Linked DNA regions of Homo sapiens: region 2 is linked to region 1. The links are chromatin loops, found by intact Hi-C in ENCODE. Cell type or tissue: natural killer cell. All regions are shown on one strand. Links, peaks and the distances in the headings refer to the core of each region. The heading gives the core; the rest is flanking DNA.

Region 1 (2,904 bases), core at 175-2,674:
TCTGTTAAAGGACTCTCACCTATGATTAAATCAGCTGAAATGGAGATCATAAGAGAGTTTTTAAAAGCACATCTGAAATGTAAAATTTTAGGTGAGAAAAGTCAACATAAGACCCTCTCATCTAAGATCATCCTAGAAGAAACAAAATGGAGAGGTGCTGTGGGCCATCAGGAAACAGCCTAAATGTCCCTGAAAGTTGAGATGCCTCAGAAATAAACCTCCAACTTTTATTTGTAGCTGGGCACAGGCCCCAATTCCACTAGTCATGGCAGTGGCCCAACTTCAACAGTGCAAATGATACAGCAATGTCCAAGAGCAGTGGTTCTCAAAGTGAGGTCCCCAGACCAGTGGCATCATGGGAATTGTCAGAAATGCTATTTTCAGGCTCCATTCAAAACCTACTAGTTCAGAAATTCCAGGGATGTTGCCTAGCCATTTGTATTTTAATAAACTCTTTAGGTGATTCTGATGCAGGCTAAGGCTTGAAAACCTCTGTGCTAGCCACTGGGAATTCATCCTTTACGTGCACTTTTCCATTTAATTCAGACTGGATAGTTTAAATTGTTCCCACCTTAAGATGAAGGAAATTAGGCTCAAGTTTGAGTAAGGACACTTAGCTAGTCAGTGGCCCAGTAGAAACTGGAACTCAGTTCTGTCTAACTCCAGAACCCCAGTGAGAATATGGAGGACGTATTTTGGGTATATGTGATCACTGATGGACTGAGTAGTTAAAAATGTATGTGGGAGAACTTCAGGGCAGGATGAAGAAGGAAAGTTAGAGAAAGGCAAATAGAGCAGTCTCTGCTATTTTAATGGATGATATTCAAGCCTGGGATCTGTAGCAAGTTAAACCTATAGAGGTCATCTTTTTACAAGATGTGGCCAAGATAACAGGCAACAGACCACGTCAAAGAAACCTTCCAGTGGACCCCCAGCATTTAAGGACTTGATTTGTTTGTTTGTTTGTTTGTTTGTTTTGAGGCAGAGTCTTGCTCTGTCACCCAGGCTGGAGTGCAATGGCGTGGTCTCAGCTCACTGCAACCTCTGCCTCCCAGATTCAAGCAATTCTCTTGCCTCAGCCTCCCAAGTAGCTGGGATTACAGGCACCCACCACCATGCCCAGCTAATTTTTTGTATTTTCAGTAGAGACGGGGTTTCACCATGTTGGCCAGGCTGGTCTCAAACTCCTGATCTCATGATCCACCCACCTCAGCATCCCAAAGTGCTAGGATTACAGGTGTGAGCCACGGTGCCCAGCCAAGGGCTTGAATTGTTAACTCTTCACTTGAGCTATTAATATTTGATTTGTATTCAGCTCCTTTGACTTCCTTCTCAGTATCTCCCTGTGAGTTATTTTCCCCTTACCTAGCCACTGTCCTGATGGAAAACCTTTACCTCTGAGAGAGGAATGACAGCTCCAGACCAATGGGGTGCATGTTTTACTGAGGGGACTTTCAGCCCTTTCAGATCACACAGGATAAGACAGTTATCTACCCTCTCTGAGAACAGAGCTTGCTGCTATAGCAGCCCTGGGTCTTGTGGTTTCCTTTCACACACTGAAGTTATTTTTCACACTTCACAAAACACCTAGAAACCAAATGCCTCTCAACACTCAGGGAGATGAAACTCAGGAAGGACAGCAAGTGAAAATGAAAAGATATTATGGGAGAGTTTTTGGAGAGGAAATGGGGTAGGGGCTGACAGGGTTATGAGCAAAGGAAACAGAATGGGCTGGTGACCCAGTGGGTTCACCTCAAAGTTTACAGCCAGGGTTCCTCTATGCTCTCTTTGACTCACTTGTTCTGTTTCCATGCACTGAGAGGGTGCAGTTCGTGGGAGGCAGAGCAAGTGGAGGAGGACCACAATTAAAGCGACCAAAATTCAGATTATGTAAAGCCTGATGAGGGAGAAGGTTTTGAATTCATAATTCACACAGCCCACAATTACACATATCTGACTGTGACATACCTAGATTCAAGCCTGGAGTGTTTTTCCATTTTCCATAATAAAACATTCAGGATCCAAACTTAATTATGAGTTTCTGTAAAAAATCATCTGCTAAAATCTCCAGCCTCATTTCTACACAATGTGACTTCCCACCTTGAGGATCTAGCCATCCTTGGCTTTCTTTGATTAACTGAGAGTTCCATGTCTTCACTTACCTTGGAATATGCTTTATCTTCTTCCTGGAAATACTTCTAATCTCTTTCCCTAACTTCTACTCACTATTCAATTTCAGCTTAAACAATGTTGATTTTTCTAAGAAGTCTTTTCCAACTACTCCTACTATTAGTTTAGCAGATCCTCTATACACTCTTAAAACATCCTAGTGTTCTCCTTAATAACATTCATTATCCTACTGTTTTTGTTAACTGTCATGTTTGCCTGAGAAAGGAGGTAGTGATAGGGAAAAGGTGGTGATGGTAAAAATAGAAGAGGGAGGTTTTATAGGATGGCACAGAAGAAAATAAAATATTTGATTGGTTACAGTTATACAGTTACCTTATTTGGTCTACCCTGTTGTAAAGTCCATAGTTTTGTTTGCTGGCTACTTCTAATTAGTTGAGCTTAAGTTCTGCTTTTATTTAATATTAAACATTTACAAGAAATAGCTCAAATTAAGACTTGCTTATCTTTGCAAATCAAGCAAGGTTGAGGTCATTTGTAAGGCCTAACTGCTTTTGTCTGCTCAGGTATTCTCCGGGTCTGGTCTCCATTTTAATTTACTTTAACAAAAAGAGACGAGACCCTCAAACCAGGTCCAGCTAGAACTAGCACAATTGAAGACAGAATTGCTCTGTCTTAGAAATGGATAAGATTACTTAGGAATATCAAGGCAAAAATCCTGAATTAGCTATTAACAAATAGAATCAAGCAACACCTTGTGTGATTAAGATTTGTCTA
Region 2 (2,904 bases), core at 106-2,605, 350 kb after region 1:
AAGCAGAGGCCTAAAGAAGGCAGGAGAGCAGGCTGGGGGCGGGGGCTGGTGAGGCAGGTTACTACCTAAGGTGAGCCTAGAGGGGAAGGGTTTGGAGAGGAGTTGTGGGGGTGAAGGCAGAAGGGGAGGCCAGGCTTGGGACTCACCAGGGGCGAGGTGCAGTTGCTGAGCACCCCCGGGGTGGAGGGGCCGCGAGCCGAGGTGGCACCCCAGGCAGCTGCATCTTGTTGTACTCGGCCCCAGAGGTGCCCAAGAAACTTAGAGCTGTGCCCTGGGGGGCGCCAGAGTGGATGCGCCAGGGAGAACCGCATCAAAGAAAGCTCAGTCTTGCCGTCCTCCGCACGCTGAGACAGCGAGGCCTCAGTCTGTCCCGCCGAGAGCCACTGTGAGCAAGGACAGTCTTTCAGGTGCTAAGAACACTGAGCCTTATGGGAACAGGTGGGACAGGAAACACTGCCCCATCTTCCACGTGAAGGAAACAGACCACAATGGGGACTTGTTCACCATCACCCAAAAATACAGCAGCAGTGCAGAACCTGGGCCTGTCATCTATTCGTCACCCCTGGACTGATTGCCAGCTCGGGGATAGGGCTGAGCCTCAGTGCTTTGCCCAGGGTGATCCTGACAGCCTTGGTCCAGGCACCAGTCCTTACTCAGCCCCACCCACCGGCCAAGCCCATTCCTCACCCCCAGGTGGTCTTTGCTCCCATTTACTGACGTTACTATGTGCCAGCAACTCCATCATAGGCTATACAGACATAATCTGTGTGTTCACAAGCCTGGCCTTGGCTGTGCTCTGGAGAGCACATTGCCATTGTTGCCATCTGACAGACGAGGGCACGAGAGCACAGGAAGGGAAGTGACCCGCTCAACGGCACAGGTAGCAAGCAATGGAGCCAGGGCTGGAACTCAGGTCTGCTCCCGAGAGGCAAGCGAACTCCCACCCAGCCCAAACCCCCAGGGCCAGGGAACGGCTCTGACCTGAGGGTGTCCGTGGCGCTTCACATCCATAAGGGCAAAGGAACAGATGTCCCCAACCCCAGCCACATCCACAGTGAAGTGATGAAAAAAGTCGATAATCTCCAGGGCACGAGGGCGGAACCAGAAAAGCAGAAACAGCGGGGTGAGGAGCGGGGACAGGAGCTCCTCCAGGAGGGAGACCTGGGGAAGCAGCGGTGAGGCTGAGCAGGGGTCGCTGAGGGGCCCACGCGCGTTATCAGGACCAAGCAGTCCCCAGCGACCCTCGCCAGGGCAAGAAGCCTCCCCACCCAGTCACTCCCTAGACTCCTGGTATAGTCCGTTTGTCTCATGCCCTCTCCCAGACAGACCCTCCGCGCAGACAGACCCTCCGCGCAGACAGACCCCACAACTTCCTCCTCAGCCCGCCGTCGCGCCCACCCTCACCGCTCGGTACTGCAGCAGCTGCGCCATCTGCCGGTAGGCGCGGTCCCTGCCGCCGGGGCCGGGCTCCTCCGGGAGGTAGTGCATGTGGGCCAGGGCTGTCTGCAGCAGGAGCTGCGGCGCACGACCCTGGCACTGCTCTTCCGGAATGAAAGACCTGAAAGGCGGGATCCGTGGGGGGAAGGGGCCTGCGATTAGGAGGACGCGCGGTGGGATGTAGGGCTAGAGGGCCCCAGTGGTGGGAGAGGTAAGGATTCGGGGGGAACCTCACATGGCCCCAGATCAGAGAAACCAACACACACCACCACCCCGGGCATCTGCCGTCGCACCTGGCGACGGTGGCGGTGACCCCGAGCGCGGTCATGGCGGTGAGCACGTGCTCCACGGCTAGCACGTCCTCGTCGTAGACGGTGAGCACAAGCAGCGCGGCGAAGAGTGCACCCGCGAAGAAAACGAGCTGGCGGGCCAGCAGCGTGCGCAGGGGCGCGGGGGGCGCAGCGGTGCGCAGGAAGGCGGCGGCGGGGCGGTAGGCGCGGGCCAGGCGCGCGCGCAGCTCGTGCGGCAGCTCGTTGAAGTGGCGCAGCTGCAAGCGCGCCAGGCGGGACCAGCCGCGCGCCCCCAGCGCGCCAGGCTCGCGCCGCAGCAGCTCCACGTGGCTATAGAAGACGTGCAGAACCTGCCAGGCCAGCACCAGCGGGCTCAGCGCCAGGTTCAGGGCGGCCAGCAGCAGCACTGTGCGCCCCCAGCGCGCTGCTAGGGCGCCCCGCTGGTCGCTGCGCTTGTAGGCGTGCGGCAGCTCCCAGCCCCCGCGGAAGAGCGAGAAGGGACCGCGGAAGAGCAGCAGGTCGACATTGAGCGCCAGGCCGCGGCTGAGGAAAGCCGCACTGCCTCCCCAGGGCAGCGGGCAGCGGGCCGGCAGCAGGCCTTTGTTGGCCAGCGCCACCTGGTAGTTGGTGTAGCGCAGGATGCGGTGGTGGATGTCCAGCTCCGTCAGGGGCCGCGGCTGCACGCACAGGCCCCCGCTCCGCTGCAGTGCCAAGAGGCGGGACTGCACCTCTGCCCAGGGAACCGAGCTCAGCTCCTCCTGAAAGGGGCACTGATGAGAGCCAGCGACCCCCCATTCCTCTCCACAGTGATGCTCAAGCTCCACACCCCTAAGTGTGCGGCCTGAAAACCCGCAAACTGAGTTTGCGATCACAAACTCGCCATGACCAAGCTACATCGTCCCCCTCTCCCACCTTTCTCTTTCTGCCCTCCCTTAACCCTGTCACTAACAAGGGCGCGCCCTACTTCCTTCATCCTCTTCTAAACTGCCCTGTTCATCATCCCTGCCATTCATGTGGCCAGTAGTCATGCACTTCCTGGGGACGCCTCCAGGTGCTGGACCTGGCTTCTCAGCTCCTTAAGGGCCTGAGGCCCCCTCAGTTGTACACACAAAACAGACTGGCTGGCCAGGGGCGGTGGCTCACACCTGTAATCCCAGCACTTTGGGAGGCTGAGGCA

The links. Hi-C counts contacts between places; a loop is a spot of excess contacts. Peaks named below come from ENCODE experiments on the same cell type or tissue, not always from the same donor. Only the 100,000 strongest peaks of a DNase experiment are listed, where the experiment ranks them.
Region 2: a loop joins it to region 1, with 4 times the contacts of the local background. A loop is called at or near these places in 1 of 110 quality-filtered maps.

What each region holds. Positions count from the first base shown.
Region 1 is chr7:150,667,040-150,669,943 of GRCh38, forward strand. All of the region lies in intron 2 of LOC124901774 (a long non-coding RNA gene), which reads right to left. Among named protein-coding and RNA genes, the nearest start is that of GIMAP2, 17 kb to the right of the region's middle. In natural killer cell, for the core only: no CTCF peak of the experiment used is centred there; DNase peaks (open chromatin) are centred at 822 and 1,592; H3K27ac peaks cover 2,500 bases.
Region 2 is chr7:151,016,890-151,019,793 of GRCh38, forward strand. It overlaps ATG9B (autophagy related 9B), which reads right to left. Exons shown (of 14, transcript NM_001317056.2): 6 at 1,731-2,485; 7 at 1,405-1,558; 8 at 982-1,161; 9 at 147-383. Among named protein-coding and RNA genes, the nearest start is that of ATG9B, 6.2 kb to the right of the region's middle. RefSeq lists a silencer at 2,152-2,221. In natural killer cell, for the core only: CTCF peaks have their summits at 1,430 (motif pointing left) and 1,629; DNase peaks (open chromatin) are centred at 392, 952, 1,452 and 1,922; H3K4me3 peaks cover 370 bases; H3K27me3 peaks cover 366 bases.